Linked DNA regions of Mus musculus: all the other regions are linked to region 3. Evidence: chromatin loops called from intact Hi-C (ENCODE). Cell type or tissue: heart. All regions are shown on one strand. Region 1 overlaps Baz1b (bromodomain adjacent to zinc finger domain, 1B). Region 2 has its middle 3.4 kb from the start of Abhd11os. Region 3 overlaps Mlxipl (MLX interacting protein-like). Region 4 holds the start of Nsun5 (NOL1/NOP2/Sun domain family, member 5). Region 5 has its middle 36 kb from the start of Fzd9.

Region 1 (5,000 bases), 73 kb before region 3:
TAAAATACTTAAAGTAAAAGGGCTGGAGAGAGAGCTCTGTGGTTAAGACCACCTAATGTTGCTACAGAGAGCCTATGTTCTGTTGCCGGAACTCATTCACAACCATCTGTAGTGCTCCAGGAAATCTGATGCTCTCTCTGACATCCAGACACTAGACATGCATGTGGTTTGGTGCACATACATACATACATACATACACGCAGGAGAAATCCCCATACACATTAATTGCTCAAAAACAAAAACAAAACATGCAACTAAAGATGGGCGTGGTAGCACACACTTACAATCCCACCAATCCTGAGGCTGGACCCTGTCACAAACAAACAGAACAATAATCCTAAGAGTTCTAATAGCGCCAACTCTCAGATTTGCTTTTTAATTCTATCTTTTCTCTCTTTGGATCACAGTGCCAATGATCAACTGTAATCTGGGATCATGTATTAAGTCATACATTTGTAATTTCAATATATGGGAGGGAGAAGCAGGAAGACTGCCCCATGTTGAAAGCTAGCCTGGGCCACACAGAAAGTTTGAAACCAGCAGGGGCTATAATTAAACAAACCCTACCAAAACAACAATTTGGGGATCTGAAGAGACGGCTCAGTGGTTAAGAGCACTGGCTGCTCTTCCAGGTAATCTGGATTTTATTCCCAGCACCTATATAGTGGCTCACAAACATCCTTAACGCTAGTTCCGGGAGATGTAACCTCTTCTCTTCTGGCATCTGAGGGCACCAGACATGTACATGGTGCACAGATATATATGCCAACAAAACACAGATAAAGTAATTGTTTTTTTAAGTTTTTAAAGATTTATTCAAAATCAGGATTGGTGACCCACAACTTTAATCCCAGCACTTGGAGGCAGATCTCTTGAGTTTGAGGCTAGCCAGGCCTATCAGGCATGTTCCAGGACAACCAGGGTTCAAGAAATCCTGGCTTAAAAAAAATATTCAGAACTATAAGTTAACACTATTTACAGCTACCCAACTCTTCAAACATGCTCTACTCAGTCTGTTTAGAGCCAGATTTACTGTACAAATAATGGCCCCTCAGTAAACCATATAAGAGTTCCCAGAGCATACTACAAAGTTCCTAAAACAGTTGTTTCTAAACTTGAGCACACATGACTACTGATGCACACAACAAAAGCATGAGTCTACATTAGGCTGTCGCTAGCTCCAGCTCCTGCTTCTTTTGAAACCCAGTTTTACTTAACAGATCTTATGACCAAATATCAAAAGCTGTTGGAGGCTAAAGCTGGAGGGGCTGCCTAAAAGCTCCAGGCCAGTCACAACGGTCAAAATCAAGTAAAAGCCAGCCTGGGTTCCATAAGCCAGACCATAACTCCAGCTGAGTCAGTGGTGGCAAATGCTTTTAATCCCAGCAATAGTGAGGCAGGGCAGGAGGATTGCTGGGGGTTCTCAAAAACAAACAAACACCAAAACAAAACAAAACAAAAAACAGAGTGGAGGGCTAGACATGGTGGCACATGCATTTGGGAGGCAGAGGTAGATGGATCTCTGCAAGGCCAGACACAGTGAGACCCTGTCTCAAAACAAACAGGGCTGGAGAAATGGCTCAATGTTGAAGAGCACTGGCCACTCTCAAGGAGGATCTGGTTTCAATTTCTAGCACTCACATGGAAGCTTGAAACTGTCTGTAACTACAGTCCCAGGGGATCCAACCCTTTCTTCTTATCTCCATGGTTACCATACACACATTTATGTCCATAAACACTCAGACACATAAAAGCAACAGCAACCAAAAATATACACCAACCTGACTCTAATCAATTAATGTTATTCTAGTAAGTGTCTTGCCTATGGTACTACCCCTACGGAAGACTATCCATAGGTACAAAGGTAAAGTGCAATTGATAACCTATGATAGTGAAAACATACAATCATTAAATTCGTGTATTATCTGAAACTTCCAGTTTCCTTCTTTTAAGATTAAAAATTTTGGGGCCGGAGAGATGGCTCAGAGGTTATAAGCACTCACTGACTGCTCTTTCGGAGGTCTGAATTCAATTCCCAGCAACCACATGGTGGCTCACAACCATCTGTAATGGGATCTGATGCTCTCTTCCGGTCTGCCCTAAGACAGTGAAAGTGTACTCACATACACCAAATAAATAAATCTTGAAAAAAAAAATTGGGGGGCTGGAGAGATGATGGCTCAGCAGTTAAGAGCACTGATTGCTCTTCTAGAGGTCCTGAGTTCAATTCCCAGAAACCACATGGTGGCTAATAAACATCTGTAATGGGATCTGATGCCCTCTTCTAGTGAGTCTGAAGACAGCTACAGTATATTCATATACATAAAATAAAATGAATCTTATTAAAAAATTTTGAGTGTGCTGGTGTCTGTGAATGAAGCATGCCATGTATGTGTAGTACCCACAGAAGCCAGAAGAGGGCATTATGCTCCCTTGGAGCTGGATTTACAGGTTTTGAGCCTGCAATCCGGGGTTTCTATGGTAGACCTATGGTAGTGCTCTTAACACTGCCATCTCTCCAGCCCTTCTGTTTTTGAGAAAAGGTCTCCCTTGTAGCCAGGCTGGCCTAAAGCCCCCTTTCCTCCTGCCTTAGCTTTGGAATGCAGGGATTACAGCCATAAGCGGCCAGTAAGCTTCCACTGTCAATTAATTCAATGAAGGCATACAAGGTACCTTTTAAGAACATACTCACGGCTTTAAGTTAAAATAGAAAAAGTTGTTATAGCTAAACATGCAGTCAAAATGAGGAGAAAATTACTCTTATTAAAATATAACCCTAAGAGCTGGTGAGATGGCTCAGTGGTTAAGAGTGCCGACTGCTCTTCCAAAGGTCCCGAGTTCAAATCCCAGCAACCACATGGTGGCTCATAACCATCCATAATGAAATCTGATGCCCTCTTCTGGAGTGTCTGAAGACAGCTACAGTGTACTTAAATATAATAAATAAATGAATCTTTTAAATATATATATGTATAACCCTAAATATAAATTGAGGAGTGGTGATACTTCCAATACAGCTGTTGCTCAACCATACATCTGCTATCCTCTATGGAACCACTCATAATGAAACATGCCAACCAGCCAGCCACACGGTCCAGAACTCAAAACTACTCTCAATATGCTCCCTGCTTCTGGGAATTTCCAGGAGAGCAATTTCCTCTAAATATCATCTTTTAAAAAATAATTCATTTATCTAAAAGTCCTAAATACTGGTAGAGGAAATTCTAAACAAATGTCTATTAAATGTATACCATTTAAAATGGTTCAGGTTTCAGTTTTCATTAAGAAAATGTTTGCAAGATTAGGGAAACAGTACTATGATGGTGCCTGCTTGCTCCACAATGTGCATCAAAGCATATACACCCAACCCACCTCCAGACAATAAATAAATAATAAACAATGCCTTTGTTAATAATTCTAAATTAGCTGGCTATGTTTCAAATGTCTCAGACTTACCTCTGGGGCTGGTGAGATGGCTCAACAGGTAAGAGCACTGACTGCTCTTACAAAGGACCTGAATTCAAATCCCAGCAACCACATGGTGGCTCACAACCATCCGTAATGAAATCTGACTCCCTCTTCTGGTGTGTCTGAAGCAGCTACAGTGTAGTTATATATAATAATAAATAAATCTTAAAAAAAAAAAAGACTTACCTCTGATAATATTAGTATGACCATCAATAGGTCAAAGAATCAGCTGGGTATGGTACCATGATACCAAGGATAGCAAACCTCGGAGTTTAAACCAGTCTGGACTTGGCCAGTCAAGGTTGCATAGTGACACCCTGCCTAAATAAATAAGTAAGTAGATAGATACATAGATAACTGACATGTAAGGAGACTATGTCAGAGTCCCAGGAGTAAGTTTTACTCTACTGACATCATGAAAATAGTTTTAAAAGCAAGTATGGTACCTTTAGAATAATGTACTTCATAGAACTAAATACACCTTATATCATCTAATTATAACACAAACTGACACAGAGTAGACTAATATCTCAATAAAAGTGTGGGGGTGGCTCAACAGTTAAGAGCACTTGCTGTGGAGCTAGGTTCAGTTCTCAGCTAACACATGTGGAAACCATGTATAGGCACACAGAAGGTTCACACATATAAATGTAGGCAAAACACTCATGTCCATAAAATATATAAATCTTTAAAAGAAAAAAAGTTTTGATTCAGTTAAAAGCAAAGGAGGATGTGTGGCATGGTGGCACATGACTATGACCCTAGAACCCAGAAACTCTTCACTTGGGAGGCTGTCGCAGGATTCAGGAGCTCAAAGGCAACATGGTGTGTGTCAGAGCCTGCAGAGCACATGCAGGGCCCTGGGCCCCATCCTGTACCACAGTTCCTGTTCTTCCCTTCATTTATTTACAGTGACATCCTTGAAAGAGCACTGGATTGTAATCCCAACATTCATCATTTATACACAAGAGTCCATGAACTTTAAACATACCGACTTCAATTCCCTTGGGCCCACTGGGCAAGCAGACAGGAAATCTGGACCACCTCTAAGACCCTTTTCAGCTCAGAAATGCCATAAGCATACATAAGCAAACACCTACATGGAGGCCAGGCATGGTGCTGCAAGAACCCTTTCATCTCAGAACTTAGAACAGGTATGGAATGGCAGATCTTTAAGTTTCAGGCCAATCTGCTCTACAAAATGTTCCATCCTTGACAGAGCCACACAGTGAGACCCTACTGAAAGAAAGAGAAAACAAAAACAAAAACCCAACTGGGGCTTAGAGTCAACAGTGAGGTTAAGTGCACAGAACCTGGGTTCAATCCCCAGCACCCTCACAGTAGCTCACAATCCAAATCTGGCCTCCAGGGTGCTCCAGACACACAGTGCTCCATAGACACATAGGCAGGGAAACATCTATACAGACAAAATTAAAAGGTGGAAAATAATCTCTGTAGGTGGACACTGCCTTTCAGAACTGATGCTAGAAGGGCTGAAGCTGTACTGGCTGGTCCTGAGGTCTATTAATCCC
Region 2 (5,000 bases), 100 kb after region 3:
AAAACCTTGTCTCAGAAAAAAAAGTGTGTGTGGGTATTTTGTCTGCAGGTGTACATGGGCAGCACATGCATGCATGGTGTCCAAGGAGACCAAAGGAGAGCATCAGATTCCCTGGGACTGGAGAATAGACAACGTTGAGCTGCCATGTGGTTGCTAGGAGTTGAACCCTGGTCTTCTGCAAGAGCAGACAGTGCTCTTAACTGCTGAGCCAATTCTCCAGCCACCCCCACCCCCAGGCCCCACCCCACACCTCCATATACACACTTTTGAGATAGAGTTGGTCACTGCTCTGGAACTAAGCAGGTGATACTCTCTGGCCAGGCATCCTCCTGCCTCCATCTCCCCAGCACTGTGCCTACAAGGACGTGCCACCATTCCTAGTTTTCTCAAGTGGGTTTTGATGATCCAACTGATCCTCACACTTCAAAACAAGCACTTCACTGACTGAGCCAACCTCTCCCCACCTCCACCAGGTCCTTTTGATGTCTATATTCTTTAACTCAGAGTCTCAACTAGGAGGCCTGGTGGGGCATGCCTTTAATCCCAGCACTCCTTAGGCGGACACAAAGGGATCACTGGTTTTGAGATTAACCTGATCTACATACAGAGCAAGTTCCAGGACAGCCAGGGCTACACACAGAGATTGCCTCCAAAAACTAAAACAACAAACAAATAAGTAAATAAATCAAGAGTTTCATGTCGCCCAAAGTGAATCTCATCGCATAGCTCTGGTTTCAGCATGTAGCCTTGGCTGGCCTGGAACTTGCTATGTAGAGCAGGCTGGCCCCAAACTCATAAAGAACCCTAACCTCTGCCTCCCAGTGCAGGGTGGGACTGAAGGCGGGCGACATCATGTCCAGCCCCGCTCCCACTTGAAATAAATGGTCTCTGTTGAGAAGACAGCTTTTGAGGAAATTTCAGGAGGGGAGGGGTAAACCATGCAGGGAAGAGCGCTTGGGGCTGAGGGGACAGTATGTACCACAGCAGTGACCAGGAAGAGTGTCTAGCATGTGTGTGGGACATCAGGGAAGTGAGGAAGCCTGGGGCATTGTGGGTAAGGAAGACCTCGGAAGAGATGAAGCCAGAGTCCATGGAGGAAGTGGGCTCAAGAAGCTTCAAGCGATCTTAGCCTATCATTGCTGGGCAGAAGAGGCATGGGTAGAGTCCACCATAGGCTTTAACAGGATTGTTTCAGGTTAACAGGCTGACAGGGGTTGAGGGGAGGAACACACATAAGCTGTGTCCTGAAGGCAGGGTGGCAGACAACGGTGGTGAAAGAAAGAGCTGGATTGTAACACCTACTAAAGGTGGGGCCAACAGAACTCAGTATTTGAATAATGGTTACTGTCCTTTTTTTCTTTTTTAAGATTTATTTATTTATTCTATGTAAGTACACGGTAGCTGTTTTCAGACACACCAGAAGAGTGCATCAGATCCCATTACAGATGGTTGTGAGCCACCATGTGGTTGCTGGGATTTGAACTCAGGACCTTCGGAAGAGCAGTCAGTGCTCTTAACCGCTGAGCCATCTCGCCAGCCTGGTTATTGTCCTTTTTAAAAAAGAGTTGCTAGGCAGTGGTGGCACATGCCTTTTAGTTCCAGCACTTGGGAGACAGAAGTAAGTGGATCTCTGTGAGTTCAAGGCCAGCCTGGTCTACAAAGCAAGTTCCAGAATACAGTCAGGGCTGTACAGAGAAACCCTGTCTTGAAAGGTAAATAAATACATAAATAAATGCTTTTATTATAGTGTGTGTGTGTATTTTAAAGTAGTCCAGGACCTGAGAGATGGCTCAGAGGTTAACAGAGAGTGCTGCTCTTGCGGAGGAGCTGAGTTCAGTCCTCAGTTCAACATGACGGCTCATGAGCACCTGTAACTACAACCCCAGGGGATCCAACATCTCTGGCTTCCATTGGCACCCACACTTATGGCACAGACCCACATCCACAAAATTAAAAAGAAAATTAAGCCAGACTATGGTGGCGCATGCCTTTAATCCCACCACTCAGCAGACAGATCCCTTGAATTTAAGGCCGGAGTGGTCAACAGAGTGAGTTTCAGGACAGCCAGGGCTGTGCAGAAAAACCCTGACTCAAAATGAATAAATGAATATATAAAACAACAAAAAAATGAATATACAGAGAAACCCTGTCTTTAAAAAAAGCCCAATAGGGGGCTGGTGAGATGGCTCAGCGGTTAAGAGTGCTGACTGCTCTTCCAAAGGCCCTGAGTTCAAATCCCAGCAACCACATGGTGGCTCACAACCATCCGTAACGAAATCTGATGCCCTCTTCTGGAGTGTCTGAAGACAGCTACAGTAGTGTACTTACATATAATAAATAAATAAATAAATAAATAAATAAATAAATAAATAAATAAATATTAAAAAAAAAAGCCCAATAGATAGATAAATAGATTGATTGATAAAAAAATGAGCACCTGCCGATCTTTCAGAAGACCTGGGTTTGGGTCTCAGCTCCCATAAGGAAGAGCAGCTCTGACGCCCTCTTCTGGCCTCTGTAGGCATCAGGCAAAATACTCATAAACTTAAAATTCAAAATAAAACTGTGTGTAGCTCACACCTTTAACCTCAATTCTGGGAAGGCAAATGCAGAAGGCAGCGACCTAGTTCAAGGTCAGCTTTGTTTACACAGTGAGTTCCACAACAGCCAAGGCCATTCAGGGTGCCTATCTCACAGGGCAGAGAGACAGACGGGGAGTGGGGAGGGAGGGGGAGGATTAGGATGCCACAGGGGAAAGGATATCACTGGACTGTGGTTGGTATTCTTAAATTTGAGCTCTCCATCACAGCTCCATGGGAAAGCCAGCAGACAAGTATGCCCTGGAGTTCAGATGAGGGTTGGGCTGGAAAACACCTGTAGAGTCGGTGTCTCATTTACCCCAGGCTAGCCTCTTCCTACTTTTTCTTCCTTCCCTCCATCCCTCCCTTCCTTCCCTCCTCTTTGGTTTTTGAGACAAGGTTTCTCTGTGTAGCCTTGACTATTCTGGAACTCGCTGTGTAGACCAGGCTGGTCTCTGCCTCTGAGTCCTAGGATTAAAGGCTTGGCCACTATGCCTGCTATGGCCTTAACCTTGATATGTAACCAAGGATGATCTTGAATTCCTTTTTCTTCGGCCTTCACCTCTCCAATGCTGGGATTCCATGCCAGTGCCGCTACCACCACCACCCACACTGGGTCATGCCCCTTGATTCCAGAGGTGTCACTAGATAGAGTGAGCAGAAAGCACATGCGGAGTCAGGTGAACAGATATTTTTTACAAAGGAACCCTGGGAATTGCCCACCACCCTGGGGAGGGTTTCCATTTCACACGTTGAGGGAGTAGGGGCAGCTCATGGGATCTTTGCTCTTGGGGGCTGCTGCCACCTTCAGGCCAAAGGTGGTACTGCTTCGCTTGTCTAGCTGCCTTCCCTTCAGAAGGTGGCGGCAAAGACACCCTGGCAGTGACACCCCCCGCTGCCAGTGAAAGAGGGAGACAGAGAAGTATAAGGGGCTGAATGTGCCTGGAGAAGGAGGAGGAAGCTTTACCCCCAACGTGGTTTTTGAGTTGGGGATAAACCCCAGAGTCTCACACATGCACCCTATTACCAAGTCACCCCTCAGTAGGGGGAATTCTAGGCAGATGCTCTACTGCTGAGCTACACCCACAAGGTGTTTATTGTGTGCATGGATGCCTTTGGAGGTATCGGATCCTCTGGGGCTGGAAGTACACGAAGTCTTGAGCCACCGGACAAGGGTGCTGAGAACTGAACTCTGCAACAAGGGCTCAGCCACCGAGCTACCCCTGTATTACGAAGGAATGTTTTTGATATGGCATAAGGAAACACAAATGAAGAGGTAAAAAACTGTAAAGCAATTTCTTTTCTTTTTAATGTATATGTGCGTTTTCCCAGATTCAGAAGAGAGGGAAAAAGAGTAACACATATATCCTATCTTTAGAATGCATCTTTTTCTTAAAAAAAGATTTATTTATTTATTATATGTAAGTACACGGTAGCTGTCTTCGGACACACCAGAAGAGGGCATCAGATCCCATTACAGACAGTTGTGAGCCACCATGTGGTTGCTGGGATTTGAACTCAGGACCTTTGGAAGAGCAGTCGGTGCTCTTAACCACTGAGCCATCTCACCAGCCCTAGAATGCATCTTCCATGTAGTTTCTGAGAAGACTTTCAATGTGATTTTGCCTCTACAGAGCTAGTTCCAGGAAAGCCAGGGCTACACAAAGAAACCCTGTCTGGGGGAAAGAGCGGGACCTAGTTCAACATAACTCAGTTCAGCTCTGTAGACCAGGTGGGCCTCAAACTCAAGAGATCTGCCTCTGCCTCCGAGTACAGGATTACAGGTGTAAACCGGGCTGGAGAGATGGCTCAGTGGTTAAGAGCACTGACTGCTCTTCCAGAGGTCCCAAGTTCAATTTCCAGCAACCATATGATGGCTCACAACCATCTGTAATGGGATCTGATGCCCTCTTTTGGAGTGTCTGAGGACAACTACAGTGTACTCGTATACATAGATTAAATAAATAAATTAATAAATAAATAAACCAAAGCACTCAGGAGGCAGAGTTTCCTCTAAATTCAAGGTCAACCTGGTCTACAGAGGATAGCTAAGGCCACACAAAACAAAAAACAAAAAACAAAAACCTCTCTACCATTATCCAATCTTAGGATGCTGAGATGCTCAAGTCCCTTATACAAAATGCTATATTATGGGCTGGGGTATGGCTCAATGGTAGAGCATCTGCCTAGAATCCCCCAGTGAGAGGCTGGGGGCGTGGCTCAGTGGTAGAGCCCCTGCCTAGTAGAATCCCTTGGGAGGCAGATTTCTGAGTTCGAGGCCAGCCTGGTCTACAGAGTGAGGTCCAGGACAGCCAGGGCTATACAGAGAAAACCAAAAACAAATAAACAACAACAAAAGAGATGCTCAAAATCTCAAAAGTATTTTTCTATTTCCAATATGGATTGGTGGTCATTTTAGAG
Region 3 (5,000 bases):
TCTCTCTCTGTCTCTCTGTCTCTCTCTCTCTCCCTGTCTCTCACTGGGACAGTCCAGGCACGCCACTGCTGAGCCACACCCCCATCCTCAGTGGATGGTTCTGAGAAAGTGTACTGAGGAGATACACACTAAGCCTTGTGTACACTCGTTTCTTTTTATTTATTTAATGCATGAGTGTTCTGCTGCATATACATCCATGGGCCAGAGGAGGGCATCAGATCCCCTTATAGGTGGTTGTGAGCCACCATGTGGTTGCTGGGAATTGAATTAAGAGCAGTCAGTGAGTGCTCTTAACCACTGAGCCATCTCACCAGCACCGAAAATTATTTTTTATTTTGACACCGATTATTACTATTATAGTTCAGGCTAGCCTGGACCCACTATGTAGCCCAGGCTTCCAACTTTATTCATTAAATAAATAAATAAATAAATAAATAATGTGTGTTGTCTGCATACACATCTACAACACCAGATCCCATTATAGATGGTTATGAACTGCCATGTGGATGCTGGGATTTGAACTCAGGACTCCTGGAAGAGCAGCCAGTGCTCTTAACCACTGAGCCATCTCAAACCTCCCACTTTGCTTTAGCTCTGGGCTCTTTCCCAATGCCCACGGTTTTCCTCTTTTGTTGCGCTAAGGAGTGGACCTGTCCTTCTCACGCTCCGGTTCTGCAGGTGTCACATGTGCCCACCCCTCCCGCCCCATCTTCAGCGCTGGGATCTCAGTGTCTCCGCAGAAGGCCCAACTCCATCCCTCTACCCCTACCCTGTACAGCACGCACCTCCTCCACAAGCCACTGGAGCTCCCGCCTTGATCTGCCTCCTGAGTGCTCTGTGCTGCTCCCTGAATTGCAAATATCCCAAAAACTTGCAAAACTTCCTTCCCAGCTTTCAGTGTTCCACGTCCAACCATGTCAACTCAACAGGGCTCGTGACAGTTCATCCACTGTCCCCTCCTCTCCATCCTTTCTCGAGTATCCCCTAGCTCAATCATTACTTGAATGGACCTCCCTTGACTCAAGCCTAAACTTACGCAGCCGCTCACCATTTCTGCTGCCACCACTCTAAAACATTCCATAGCCCCCCACAGCCTCCAGGGTCGGAAGCACACCTCTCAGACCCCGCTTGGTTTCCAAATTCCTCCTCACCTGGCTGCCCAGCTTCCCATATCTCCATCATGTGTCCCACCCTGAAGCCATAGCCTACACTCTTTCTTATTTGTTTGTTTTTTTATAAAACAGGTCCTAATATAGTCCCAGACAGCCTCGAACTTGTGATCCTCCTGCCTTATAGCTTCTTGAATGCTACTCCAGGCATGAGCCATGCCACAAGACTCTTCTCTAGAAGACAGAAACACCTTCTACCAAAAACACCTTCCTCCAGTTCTTACTGTGATTTCTTCCACTGTCAGTTATTTCTCTTCAGGGTCAATTAACTCAACAGGCCTTCATCACAGGCCATGCTGGGTGCTATGTACTTCAGTGGTAGAGCCCCTGCCTAGAATCCCCCAGGGAGGGGCCGGGGGCGTGGCTTAGTGGTAGAGCCCCTGCCTAGAATCCCCTAGGGAGGGGCTGGGGGCGTGGCTCTGTGGTAGAGCCCCTGCCTAGAATCTCCCAGGGAGGGGCTGGGGGGGCGTAGCTCAGTGGTATAGAGTATGGCTAGTACATTCGAGGCTCTGGGTTCTGGCCTCAGTATCACAAACAAAGAGAGAAAAGGAGGGAGGAATAAAAGAGAAGAGGAGCTGGAGAAAGAGGGAGGGAGGGAAAGAGGTATGGGGGGGACTAGAAATTTCATGCCAATGAGATAGCACACGCCTACACTTTCAGCACTTGGGAAATGGAGGCAGGAAGGTCAAAATGTGACACGAAGCTTAAGTTAGTTTGGGCTACCTAAGATCCAACAAAGAAGAAAGGGAGGTGGAAGGGAAGAAGCGAAGACAAAGGGATGGACCTTTGTGTGTGTAGATCAGTAGGGTCCTAGAGCAGGGAAGGTTCCAGAACATCTCCCTCCTGACTTCCCAAATACAAACATGATCACCAGGAAAGAGTATACATATCCAGGAACGACTGGGCCCTGCCTGTCTCCTCCCCCACTCAGGGACCCTGTGGTCTGCACAGACGGCTGTGACAGGTTTTATGTAACACCAACCACACCCTCTGTGCATTTGCTCTGCCACCCCTCCTTGTCCCCAGCCCCTCCCTGGGGGCATTCCAGGTTGGTGCTCCTTCCCCCACTGGCCGCCATTCACTAACTAACCCTTTGCACCTTTGCAGGGGCCAACACTGGGATGAGAGGATCAGGGATAAATCGGGGCTGCTCAGAGTAGGAGGAGAGATAAGGAAAACAAACATGGGATAGATAAAGCCAAGTGGAAAGTCCCTCCTGCCAGGGAGAAGGGCAAAGTGCCTTGGCAGCTCTGAGGAGAAACCAAGAGGCTTTGGGAGTGTGGGAGAGGAGTGGCGCAGACAGGGAAGGACACCGCAGGTCACAACGAACTTAGGGAACTGCAGTGGAGCAGTAGTGCCCCCTGCTGGGTGATATGAGATGACACTTTCTGCTGGGGGGGGGGGGGTGAGCCAGGCTTTCTCCAACTAGGGACTGAACTGGAGCTACCACCACTGCTCAGGATGTACCACTGGAGTTACATCCACAGCTTTACCACTATTATGATGAGCTACATTTTTATGACCATCATTCATTTTGTGTGGGAGGGAAGAGGAGCACATGTGTGCCATGGTGCACATATGGAGGTCAGAACTTTCTAGAGCTAGTTCTCTCCATCCACCTTCGTATCATCCAGTGAAGCAAATTCAGGCTGTCAGTCTTAGTGGAAAGCGCCTCTCTCCACCAAACCATCTTACCTGCCTACACACACACACACACACACACACACACACACACACTGTCTTTCTGTGTAGTCCCAACTGAACTCCCGTAGCCTCTACAGTACCTACAGATATTACAGACTTCCATCATCTCAATCACTTTGTTTGTTTGTTTGTTTGTTTTTTGTTTTTCAAACAGGATTTCTCTGTGTAGCTCTGGCTATCATCGAACTCACTATGTAGATCAGGCTGGTCTCGAACTCGAAGATCTGCCTGCCTCTGCTTTCTGAGTGCTGGGAGTAAAAGTGCACACCACCTCTGCTGGGGCCCACAATCACCTATTTAGATATTTAAAATATTTCAAAGGTTCATTTATTTGAGTGTTTTCCGTCCATCCGTGTGTGTGTTTGTGTGTGTGTGTGTGTGTGTGTGTGCCTGGTACCTGTGGAGGTCAGAAGAGGGCATCAGGTCCTTTGAAAATGGAGTTGTAGATGGTTAGGAGCCACTGCGTGGATGCTAGGAACCAAACCCAGGTCCTCTACAGGAGCAACAAGTGCTCTTAACCACTGAGCCATCTCTCCAGTCCCCAGAAACTCAAAGGTGGGGGAAGTCATGCCCACCTGGCTTTCTAGCTTCCTAATTTTTCAAATATATTTACTGACTGGTTTATTAATTGTGCTGAATATTACCTGGGACCTCCTGCATGCTTTGCAAATGTGATACTGCTAAACCATGCTAAGCCACACCTCTAACCCCTCCCTGGGGGATTCTAGGCTGACACTCTATCAATGAGCTACATCTCTTGCTTACATTATAGATTTTATTTTGAGATATAGTCTCAGTAGGTTACACAGGCTGACTTTGAATTCCAGACCTTTCTTCAGCCTGAGGAAGCTGGCGTCTATACCATCACACCAGGCTTTGCTCTAAGACAAGAACATATTGCCACTCTGATCATAATGACAACGAGCAGTCCCAGCCTCCCCACCTCCAAGGAGCCGGCTAAGTGATACACATATGCACAGACATACCTGAGAACTAAGCAGTAAAAAACAAACAAACAAACAAACAAACAAACAAACAACCACTTGGAAAAGCCTAACATTGTGGCACCCGCCTTTAATACCAGCACCTGGGAGGCAGAGGCAGGCCCACCTCTGTGAGTTTGGGGCCAGCCTGGTCTACATAGCAAGTTTCAGGACAGTCAAGGATACGTAGTAAAACCCTGTCTCAAAAGAAGGGGAGGAGAAAGCAAGCAAGCTCACAGTAGGCTGCGTGTATGGTGATTCGCTGTATGCCTATCACTAAGGAGGTAGAGAAAGATCAGAAGTTCAAGGTCACCTTGGTACTGAATTCAGATCTTGCCTGGGCTATATGAGACCCTGTTTTGAAAGGAGGAAAGAAGAGAGGGAGGAGATGGCGCCATCAGTACAAGCTCTGGAAGCATCAGGGTCTATGCTCGATGCTCACAATTTAGGTTAAAAAAAAGAAGCTGGGTGATTGTTGGGCCCCCCCGGGGTCAGAGGAAAACTATGAGGGGAGAGAAGGTGAAGGGAGAGAGAGAAGCCACCATGGGTTAGGTGAGTCATGAAAACGTGGCCTGAGGGCTGGCCAATTGGAGTTCAGAGCAGCCCAGATGAAACACAGAAAGTAATAACTCAGGGTTATCAATAGAACAGTAAAGCATTAATAGCATAGAGGGTAGATAACTGCTCAGCTCTAGTGCTGAGTAAGGCTTATTGTAAATATAAAGGTTGTGTGTGTCTTTCATCCAGGAATTAAATGGGGAAAGGCAGGGTCGAAATCTTGGATTGGGATTAAAAATTTCAGGGCTGGCGAGATGGCTCAGCAGGTAAGAACACTGACTGCTCTTCCAAAGGTCCTGAGTTCAAATCCCAGCAACCACATGGTGGCTCACAACCACCCGAAATGAGATCTGACGCCCTCTTCTGGTGCGTCTGAAGACAGCTACAGTGTACTTATGTATAATGATAAACAAATCTTTGGGCCGGAGGGAGCAGGGACTGAGCGAGCAGAGGTCCTAAAATTCAATTTCCAACAACCACATGAAGGCTTACCAACCATCTGTACAGCTACATTGTACTCACATACATAAAATAAATAAATCTTTAAAAAAAAGTTTTAAAAATTTCAACAACATTCCGGTTTCCT
Region 4 (5,000 bases), 250 kb before region 3:
ACGGCCGAGTAGCGCTGCGTCTCGCACACCAGAGCGTACAACTGCTTCAGGTTCTGTGCGACACAGGGGACACCCGCTGCACCCCACGCGGGCCTCGCCTCGCCTCGCCCTCCCGCCCGGACAAGCCCCGCTCCCCAGCCCGGCTTGCCAGCCCCCGGCCTCACTACCTGGAAGTTGCTGGAATACACCAACCCCTTGAGGGAGCCCTGGCGGCTTTCCACGCCGGCCAGCACCGCCGCGGCGGCCGCGTACAGCCCCATGCTCTCCCCGCCTCAAGCGCTCTACGACACTGTCGCAAAACTCGGGCTGGCTTTACGGCCGCCGCAACAATTTGTACAACCGGATTTCCGGAGTCAAAGGGTTCGCTGCTTTCCGTTTTCAGCGTCCAAAAATTAATCTTAGGCTCTAAATCCGAGCGGGCTGGCTCACGCCTTTAATCCTAGCGCGCGGGAAACAGAGGCAGAAGGATCTTTGCGAGTTTAAGGTCAGCTAGGTCTAAGTAGTTACAGGACAGCCAGAGCTACATAATGAGGTCCTGTATGTAGAATGAAAAAAGTCTACTTTCTTTTTAGAATTCAGTGTAGCTATTTTGTAGTTTGTTGTTGTGGATTGGTTTTTTTTTTGTTTGTTTGTTTGTTTTTGTTGTTTTTTTGAGACAGGGTTTCTCTGTGTATCCCCTGGCTGTCTCTGTAGAGACCAGGCTGGCCTCGAACTCAGAAATCCGCCTGCCTCTGCCTCCCAAGTGCTTTTATTAAAGGCGTGCACAACCACGCCAGGCTATTTTGTAGTTTTTAATTTTTTTTTTAAGACTTTGGAACTCAGAAGGCTACGCAGACTCTCCTAGCAGTCCTGTGTCAGCCTCTCCCTGTGACCGGATGAAAGGTTCAGTAATAAAGCACGTGCCTTGATGCCTCCACTGAGAGGTTGGGATGTGGCTCAGTGGTAGAGCCCCTGCCTAGAATCCCCCAGGGAGGGGCTGGGGCGTGGCTCAGTGGTAGAGTCCCTGCCTAGAATCCCCCAGGGAGGGGCTGGGGGCGTGGCTCAGTGGTAGAGCACCTGCCTAGAATCCACTGGTGTGCTTGGAGTTGTTGAACACCCATCTAGTAAATGTGGCTCTCTGGGACCCTAGCGCTGGAAAAAGTAGATTGTTTAAAAAAAAAAAAAAAGTGGGTGTTTAATAGGGCCGACAGACATTGTCCCTCGGAGTAGAGCACTTGCCTAGCATGTGCAAAGCCCTGGGATCAATTCTCAACATTGATGAGGAGGACCAATGATGGGACTCAATCTATATAGAGGGCTTGCCTAACAGGCAGAAAGCCTTTGGTTCCAATCCTTCCACTGTATAAACCGGGCATGATGGTACGCTCCTGATGGCTCACTGGTTAAGAGCACTGTCTGCTTTTCCAAAGGTCCTGAGTTCAATTCCCAGGAACCACATGGTGGTTCACAACCATCTATAAGGGGATCTGATGCCCTCTTCTCACATCTTTTAAGAAAAGAAGGAAGGAAAGGAAGAAAGATTGATTTGAGGTCATCTTTGGCTAGCCAATTCACACCAGCCTGGACTACATGAGACAATCAAAATAATGGTAGTTGGGCCTAAGAAAGGTGGCTCAGACCTTAAGAGCACATACTGTTCCCAGACATGTTAGGCAATCAAAACCTTTTGTAATGCCACCTCCAAGGGATTCCATAGTTTCTGACTGTTGGCTTACAGACAATTCTGCTAGGCTCTGCTCAATAGCAACTTAGCAACAGCTTGCGTCATCGGCTGCCACTTATGCGGCTTGCCAGGTACAGCAGCAGTGTTGAAGAGGACTGCTAGTCACTACCCAAGTCTCCTCTCCTTTCACTCTCGCTGTCCCCACGTGTTCCTGGCCCGCCTGTCTCTTCTTCTTTCTGCCCCACCCCCTTCCCTCCCTCTACCCTTTTCCAAGTCCCCACTCTCTTTCCTTTCCCAACAAACTTTATACTAGGCCTATCGCGTGATTCCTCAAGGGGACGCCTTGGCAGCGCCTGCCAGGCACCTTCTTACTCCGGTCATGACACCTCTGTGGGCACAGCACCCGCAAGCATTCACCTACATAAAAATAAGTATTAAAATAGTAGTAGTAATAATTAATGAGAAAAATGTCAAATGCATTGTTTTTAATAGATGTTTGAAGGCCCCAGTGATAACGTTTAAATATGTGAGGAAATGTTTCTGCCCTCTGCTGGACAAGTTGGGAAGCACAGGGCTACTTTATTTTTTATTTATTTTTATTAGATATTTTCTTTATATACATTTCAAATGCTACCCCAAAAAGTTCCCTATACCCTCCTCCCGACCTGCTCCCCTACCCACCCTCTCCCGCTTCTTGGCCCTGGCATTCTCCTGTACTGGGGACAGGGCTACTTTATGAGCAACTATAGGACCTGGTAAGGTGCAAGGTGGCACGCATACCCCTAGGTGGTGAGGAAGAGGCTATATCCCCTGATATAAATGTTCTGGGGACACGCGGGTGTGAAGAATCTTTTCAAGCAGTCCAAACACTGAGACCCAGCGGAAGCCCTCAAATCCCTTTGTCTTGCAAGACAGACCAGGACAGCCTATACCTGTCCCAGTGTGAAGTGCCCAGGCCCACTGGGTGGGGGCAATACCATGGGCAGTGAGTTGCTGCCCCTCTCATGCCAACATGTGTCCAGGATAGGGTACAGCTTGCCCTGGAAGTCAGCTTGGAAAGTATAGAGTGTCCGCAGATCATCAGGACGGTCAGCGTCAAAGAACGTGAGCTCACCCTGCTCATAGTGTAAGTAGACGCCGATGCGATGAGGGTGGCCAGCCACAGGCAGTGGCAGCCGTGGGCAGCCAAAAGCCTCATACACCCGACCCTCTTTCAGGCCAATTAGCCACACACCGTGCTCTGGGGACTTGTTCAGCTTGCCTTTGCGGCTGGCTGTGCCCTTGATGACCCCCAAGCGCCAGTCACTCTTGCTCCCCACCACCACTTCCCAGTAGTGGCGACCCCAAGAGAAGCCCTTGCTAGCCAGGACACAGGTGCTATAGTCGAAGCGCTCGGGTTGGCTGGCTCGTCTCTGGGCAAGGAGGCCACAATGCACCACTGTGTTGCCCTTAGAGAGCTCCAGCAGAGGGTGGGCAGTAGCCGGGTCCAGCTTGAGAGATGCTGGAGCTAGAAGAGAAAGAGTCCTGTGGTTGGCTCACAGAGAAACCGCAGACCCTGCCCAGGAGGCAATGGCAGGCCGAGTCCTCAGGTACAGGAACCGTGCTGACTCTGTGTTCCCATGCTGGGAGGGGCAGACACAGGGCTGTGTGTATGGAAGGGATGAAGGATGGGTGGGGTATCGGGTAAGTGGATGAGATGGGCAAGTGGGTGGGCGGATCATGCCTGTGGAGCGCATTAGACGTGGCCACTTGTGAAGGAGTTCGGCTATGGAACAGGTTTACTGCGTTGCAAATGTGTGTGCCTACACAGCCACTCCCACATCTCCTCTCCACCCCCACACAGGCCCCCTTTAAGTTCTCTCTATGCTTCTTGGTACCCTTGATGAATTGGGAGGATAACAATTTGGGGCCTCACCTGGCAGAACCTTCCGGAAGAGTCTCTTCCACACGGTCAGTTTGATGTCAGCCTGGTGGAGAGCTGGCTTGAAGGAGATGGGACTGAAGACGCCTTCCAAAGGCCGAGCCTGCTGGACCTCTGCCCTGTGTACATGGGTTCCAGTGGTTGGGGAGCTCTGCATCAAGACTGCCTCCCACTCTCCTCCTCATGTGGGGGTCCACAAGACTAAAGTCACCACTCAGGCCACACATTCATAGCACCCTTTCCTCTCAAACCTCCTTCCTGGAGAACATGCCTGCTTCCTAGAACTGGGATTGTCAGGGAGCTGAGGAAGGCCCCGAGGAAATGTGCAAAGTGCAGATGAAGTCTTGAGGGGGTGCAGTTGTTGACTTGGGTGTGGCCCAAGTCAAGGACCTCAATGTTTCAGATCCCTGGAATGGCAAAGCCTTCCCCCAAGGTGAAGCTCAGGGGATGCCAAAACCTTCCCCTTGTCCCAGACCAAGTGTTGACAAAAGATTGACTCGTGTGTGCAAAACCTGCAGCTTCCAGATGTTTGAGACTGCTGGCCTGTAGACACCTCCTGCTAACTCCCATCCCATCCACCCACCCCCACTCTGCATATAACAAGCATGCCAGGACCCCAGGTTGCTGTGAGGTTGACACCAGTGCCTCAGAGTGTGCATGTCCCACCCGAGCCCAGCTTTTCTGCCTGTGTGTGTCTATGAACTTGTCCTCTCTTCATTCACTCGATGCCTAATCAGGTTTCCAGAACCACGCCATGCAGGACACAGTGGGGATGCTGCACAGCTGCTGCTGTAGACAGAATTAGAAGCATCTTCCACAGGCTCATGTTCTGAAATTTGGTTCCCAGCTGGTAAAACTCTTTAGAAAGAGGTGGGGTGTGGCTGGTGGGAATAGGTCTTTGAAGGTTGTCCCCACTTCTGGCTTCAGTCTTATCTCTCTACTTCCTATCTGCCAGCATATGAACAAGCTGTGAATACTGTCACACCTCCCTGACCATCTAAAACCAAAACAAACCTCTCCTCCCTTAGGTCACTTGCATCAGGTAATGTGGTCTCAGCAAGGCAAGGTCACTAGTACAGCAGGTGTTCACAGAGCACGGGGCTGGGGAAACAAGTCTAACTTTCCTGGGAACTTGTTAGAGATGCAGAGCCTTCGGCCCTGCCCCAGATCTGCTCATCAGAAACCGATCACCCTGGGAAAGTTGTACAAATGTGTTTTAGCCAGCCTGCAAGGTGTTTCTCATGTGTGCTGACACCTGAGACGCACTACATCAGGTAACCTGATTCTGCTCCCAGCAAATTGTCTGTTCATTTCTATCTGTGCTCTGTAGGCACGTGACCCCAAAGACTAAAGAAATCCAGGAGCACAGGCTGGAAGGTGGCTCACTGGGTAAATTGAAGACCTGAGTTCAGTCCC
Region 5 (5,000 bases), 170 kb before region 3:
AGGCAGGTCTCTCTGAGTTTGAGGCCATCCTAGTCTACATAGTGAGTTCCAGGCCAGCCAGGTTTTATGGTGAGACCCGGTTTCAAAAAGGATGTCTCAGTAGTTAAAAGTGAGTACTGCTCTTTCAGAGGACCCAAGTTCACATCTGATCCATCACCCATGTCAGCTCACAACTACCTGTAACTCTAGCTCTCGGAATCAATACCATATTCAGACTTCTGCAGGTATCTAACACTCACATGCACACACAGACACATAATTAAAAGTAAATATTTTAAATATAAGAAGACACACTCAGAATATAACCCAGCATCACCATTTCCAAGAATCTCCTAAAACAGTGACACTGGGCTAAAAGGATGCTCACCCTGTACCATTGTCCCTATTTGGATGTGTCCTTTGGGTGGAAAAGCTCCCGTGTGGAAGTCTCAGGTCCCAGCTAGGGCACTCCTGAGAAGAGAATAGATCAGGAGGGCACCAAGTCACCCTTGTCAACCCACCGATGAGTTCATAGCTGAAGAGCTTATACGAGGGGAAGCCTGGTTGGGAGAATGCGCCCCCCCCCAATTGGGACTAGCTTCCCCCCCCCCCATTGGGACTAGCTTGGCCCTGTCTCTGGCCACCATGAAATGAGCAGCTCTGCTGCATCCTGCCATCCAGCTGCCACCTGCTTACCTCTGCCCAGGCCCAGCTGACCATGCTCTAAGGTCCCTGGAACATGAACCAGTGTAAGCCATCTTTGTTTATGGCAGGTGTCTTGTCACAGTGGCTAGCTCAACCATGGCTGGAGAAGCAATAGGACAGAAAACTTCAAATTCAATGGAGGAGCTAGAGAAAGCACCCAAGGAGCTAAAGGGATCTGCAACCCTATAGGTGGAACAACATTATGAACTAACCAGTACCCCGGAGCTCTTGACTCTAGCTGCATATGTATCAAAAGATGGCCTAGTCGGCCATCACTGGAAAGAGAGGCCCATTGGACACGCAAACTTTATATGCCCCAGTACAGGGGAATGCCAGGGCCAAAAAAATGGGAATGGGTGGGTAGGGAAGTGGGGGGGAGGGTATGGGGGACTTTTGGGATAGCATTGGAAATGTAATTGAGGAAAATATGTAATAAAAAATATTAAAAAAAAAAAAGAAAGAAGACTTCAAATTCTTCCGAGGAACTGGGAAAAGAAATCATAGCATGGCTACCCCAGAGAATGCTTCACATCTGTTCAAGGATAAGGGGGAGGTCTCGGTTAGGTCACTGATACAGCTGGGTACAGTGTGAAGCACCTGCTAGAGGTGCCCTTGTGATTTTCTTCCTGCTGAATGCAGCAGAATGGCTCCCCCAGTTGTCCTCACACAAGCACTTCAGTAAGCATTGCGAGGTCCCTCGTGTCTCCCTGCCCTGACATCAGCTGCTCCTCTGATACCTGAACCAGAGAGCATGCAAGGCTATCCAGCATAGTCAAGGTGACTTCGTTACAATTTCCTCTTTTAGTTTCCCCTCACTGGGGGATTCTAGGCAGGGGCTCTACCACTGAGCCACACCCCCAGCCCCTCACTGGGGGATTCTAGGCAGGGGCTCTACCACTGAGCCACGCCCCCAGCCCCTCACTGGGGGATTCTAGGCAGGGGCTCTACCACTGAGCCACACCCCCAGCCCCTTTCTGGGGGATTCTAGGCAGCTTTTCTGCTACTAAGTTATATCTCAACTCAGCCTTTTTTTTTTTTAAACTCTCCTTTGCTAGGCAGAGTCTCCTAAGTTGCCTATGCTGGCCTGGAACTCATTCTGTAGCCAAGATAAGCCTTGAACTTGAAATCTTCCTGCCTCAGCCTTCCCAGTAGCAGGGATGACAGGCATGCCCCCACCGTTTCCAGCTATCCACCCTTCTCAGGTAAGGTGGGTTCCAGGGCTTTGATATCCCCTTTCTAGCTCCCAGCGTGTTGTCTCCTTCTCCATGCTTCATGCTTTGTATGTGTGTTCTTGTGAAATGTGTCCGTGTGGATGCCACATAGCCAGACTCCCTGGTAATGTGGGAACAGATAATGGGTGTCTCTCACCACCTCTGGGCAGCCAGAGGTCTGGGCTCTGCAGTGCTCAGCCTGCCACCATTGTGTGGCCACACTCACCTAGGGTGGAAAAGGCTGCCTTAGAATGGACCGGAAGCTTCCAGAACCATCTTCCTAGGCAGACACAGTAGGGATGACCCCTCCCAGGCCTTGCTCTAGCCACAGTGGAACGGATCCCCAGGGTCACTTTAGAATTAGCCTCTGAGTCCCAGGGAAGGAAGGTCTGTGGCACAGGTGGGTCTGAAGAGAGTACAAGTGCTTAGGGTTAAGCACCCACCCGTGCTCGCCAGTGTTCTACATTGAAACACACCCCAGCCCTCGGATCCCATCGCTCCACCAGTTGCTGGTTTGGTGGTTATTATCCACTGCTGGGCACTGAAATCGAGGACCTTGTGCATGTTGGGAAATTCCTACAGCTAAGCTACACACCCAGTCAGCCCTTCTTTGTGTTTTTTATATTAACATAGAGTCTCATTTGCCCAGCGTAGCCTCAGGCTTTCTACCCTCCTCCCTCAGTCTTTCTTCTCTCTTTCAAAAACGGAATTTGAAGGACTGTGAGTTCACACAGGGCATCGGCACATGTGGCCAAGCCTGGTCATCTTGAGTTCCAGCCACAGGGCCAGCGTGGTGGAAACAACTCCTGCACCCCAACATGGGATACATAGCATACATGCACACACCACAGGCAGAGAGACAGAGACAGAGACAGACAGACAATGAGACAGAGAGAGAAATAAGGATTTGAGCTCTCAGAACCCAGTCCACAAGGATCAAACTGGCTCTTGCGGAGCGCATCAGACGATAGGGGGCGACATAGCCCACGTCATGCTGTCAGTCGCAGCCATTGACCCCTGGGATGCTCACTATACCACAGGCAGAACATTGCTGACAGCAGGGCCCAGTCAGGGATGTGATCTCCACACTGCTGGAATGAAATGGTTCCAGGGTCAGAGAGGGGACCTGGGTGGTAATAGAGGCTGGCCCCACACAAGGGTACAGTGTGTGTCCTGACTCCAGTGTACCCCTCCCTCCACAGACAAAATACAGACAGGGGCTCATTCCTCCGGCACTCTGGAGAAAAAAAAATTTTTGAGACAGGGTCTTAGTATATAGCCCTGGCCTTCCTGAACTCACTCTGTAGACCAGGCTGGCCTTGAACTCAGATTTGCCTGCCTCTGCCTCCTGAGTGCTGACATTAAAGGCGTACGCCACCACCATCTGGCCGGTGACTTTTATAAAAGACAGAACCTCACTCTGGCTGCCTATAACTTGCTGTAAAGGCCAGGATGGCCTCAATCTCAGAGATCCACCTCCCTCTGCTTTCATAGTGCTGATCTTTTTTTGTTTTGTTTTTTTATTTTTGGTTTTTCAAGACAGGGTTTCTCCGTATAGCCCTGGCTGTCCTGGAACTTACTCTGTAGACCAGGCTGGCCTTGAACTCAGAAACCTGCCTGCCTCTGCCTCCCGAGTGCTGGGATTAAAGGCGTGCGCCACCACTCGCGGCTCATAGTGCTGATCTTAAAGGTGTACACCACCACACACAGCTCCATCTTATCTCCTGAGATGCGACCTCTCACTGAAACTAAAGTTCATGGCTTTGGGCAGACAGGCTGGCCAGCAAACTCCTGCGATTTGCCTCTCTCTGCCTCCCCCATGCTGGGGTTACAAGCACAAGCCACAATGCCTGACTTTTTAACCTAGGCTCTGGGAATCAACCTTAGGTCCTCATGCTTGTGTGGCAAGCACTTTGCAAGCTGAGCCTCTTTCTAAGAAAAGCCCCTCGGAGCTCACAAGACCCCCGTGGCTAAAGCCCTTGCTTGAAACTAGCCTTGGCTACCTTCCCAGTGCAATTAAAGAGAATGCTGGGAGAAAGCAGAGAGCTTGAACCAAGTTTTGTATGTGAAAGAGAGACAGATAAGGAGGCTGGCAATCCCAAGACTGTTTTGGGGGTACTGACATGAGCTTTAGGTTTAATATGAGAAAGAATCAGGGTAAGTAGCAGGCAGGCGTGGTTAAGCAGGCCTGGCCAGAGCATAGTCTGGTGGATCAATGTCTCAGCTCTGTGAGGTGATCCTCAGAAGTCATTGTTTGAGGGGACACACTGGTTCAGGTGACTGTGTCTGCTCGGAAGCTGATCTCATCCTTGGCGATCCTGTCTTCAAAGCTCTGCTGTCCCTGAAACCCAAGGTGGCTGCAGACTTGGGACAGTGATGGAGAATCTCAGATCTCTTTTGGAGAGTCTAGAATGGGGCATCATAGAAGCCACTAGTAAGATAGCTCCATACATCCTCACTCAGCCTAGGTCCCAGCAAGGCTTTTGTCTACTGGGAACCTCTTATGGGATGGACCTGGTGATGCAGGCTTGTAGTCACAGCTATTAAAGGAGCTGGAATGGAAGGGATTCAGGTTCAAGACCTGCCTTGGCAGGAGAACAAGTTCAAGGCTAGCCTGTGTAACTTATCAAGGTCCTATCTGATGGGTGGTGGTGTACGTCTTTAATCCCAGCACTCAGGGAGGCAGAGGTAGGTGGATCTCTGTGAGTTCAAGGCCAGCCTGGTCTACAGAGTGAGTTCCAGGACAGCCAGGGCTACACAGAGAAACCCTGTCTCTAAAAAACATAAACAAATACCCTGTTTCAAAGAAGAGAGGGAAGAGACAGTGATCCCCAGTGAGGAGTGGGGGGGGGGGGGCAGGGAGGCATGGTGCAGTGGTCGAGTTACTGCCTAGCATGTAGGAGGCCCTAAGGTCACTCTCCAGCACCACTAAAGTAGTCATAACAATGATAATTTTGTATGAAGCAGGGACTCACTACATAGCCTTGCCTGACTTGGGACTTCCTATGTAGACCAAATTGCCTACAGCGATCCACCTGCCTCTGCCTCCGAAATGCTGGTATTAAAGGCCACCCACACCCAACTATGATACTTCTTAAAATGATT

The links. Hi-C counts contacts between places; a loop is a spot of excess contacts. Peaks named below come from ENCODE experiments on the same cell type or tissue, not always from the same donor. Only the 100,000 strongest peaks of a DNase experiment are listed, where the experiment ranks them.
Region 1: a loop joins it to region 3, with 10 times the contacts of the local background. A loop is called at or near these places in 19 of 42 quality-filtered maps.
Region 2: it touches region 3 in a loop (11-fold over the local background); 17 of 42 quality-filtered maps call a loop at or near these places.
Region 4: it touches region 3 in a loop (2.8-fold over the local background); 6 of 42 quality-filtered maps call a loop at or near these places.
Region 5: it touches region 3 in a loop (7-fold over the local background); 19 of 42 quality-filtered maps call a loop at or near these places.

What each region holds. Positions count from the first base shown.
Region 1 is chr5:135,189,280-135,194,279 of GRCm38, reverse strand. All of the region lies in intron 1 of Baz1b (bromodomain adjacent to zinc finger domain, 1B), which reads right to left. Among named protein-coding and RNA genes, the nearest start is that of Baz1b, 4.5 kb to the right of the region's middle. In heart, CTCF peaks have their summits at 2,413 (motif pointing right) and 4,793; no DNase peak of the experiment used is centred here; H3K4me3 peaks cover 1,151 bases; H3K27ac peaks cover 9 bases.
Region 2 is chr5:135,014,064-135,019,063 of GRCm38, reverse strand. No RefSeq gene overlaps it. Among named protein-coding and RNA genes, the nearest start is that of Abhd11os, 3.4 kb to the right of the region's middle. In heart, a CTCF peak has its summit at 2,508 (motif pointing left); a DNase peak (open chromatin) is centred at 3,383.
Region 3 is chr5:135,116,175-135,121,174 of GRCm38, reverse strand. All of the region lies in intron 2 of Mlxipl (MLX interacting protein-like), which reads right to left. Among named protein-coding and RNA genes, the nearest start is that of Mlxipl, 12 kb to the right of the region's middle. In heart, a CTCF peak has its summit at 2,520 (motif pointing left); a DNase peak (open chromatin) is centred at 2,424; H3K27ac peaks cover 470 bases; H3K27me3 peaks cover 1,036 bases.
Region 4 is chr5:135,365,244-135,370,243 of GRCm38, reverse strand. Trim50 (tripartite motif-containing 50) reads right to left here. Exons shown (of 6, transcript NM_178240.3): 5 at 3,579-3,703; 6 at 2,590-3,170. The coding sequence ends at 2,590. Nsun5 (NOL1/NOP2/Sun domain family, member 5) reads right to left here and starts at 291. Exons shown (of 10, transcript NM_145414.2): 1 at 168-291; 2 at 1-53. The coding sequence starts at 260. In heart, a CTCF peak has its summit at 2,210 (motif pointing left); a DNase peak (open chromatin) is centred at 293; H3K4me3 peaks cover 1,312 bases; H3K27ac peaks cover 908 bases; H3K27me3 peaks cover 326 bases.
Region 5 is chr5:135,284,304-135,289,303 of GRCm38, reverse strand. No RefSeq gene overlaps it. Among named protein-coding and RNA genes, the nearest start is that of Fzd9, 36 kb to the right of the region's middle. In heart, a CTCF peak has its summit at 2,853; a DNase peak (open chromatin) is centred at 2,903; H3K27me3 peaks cover 520 bases.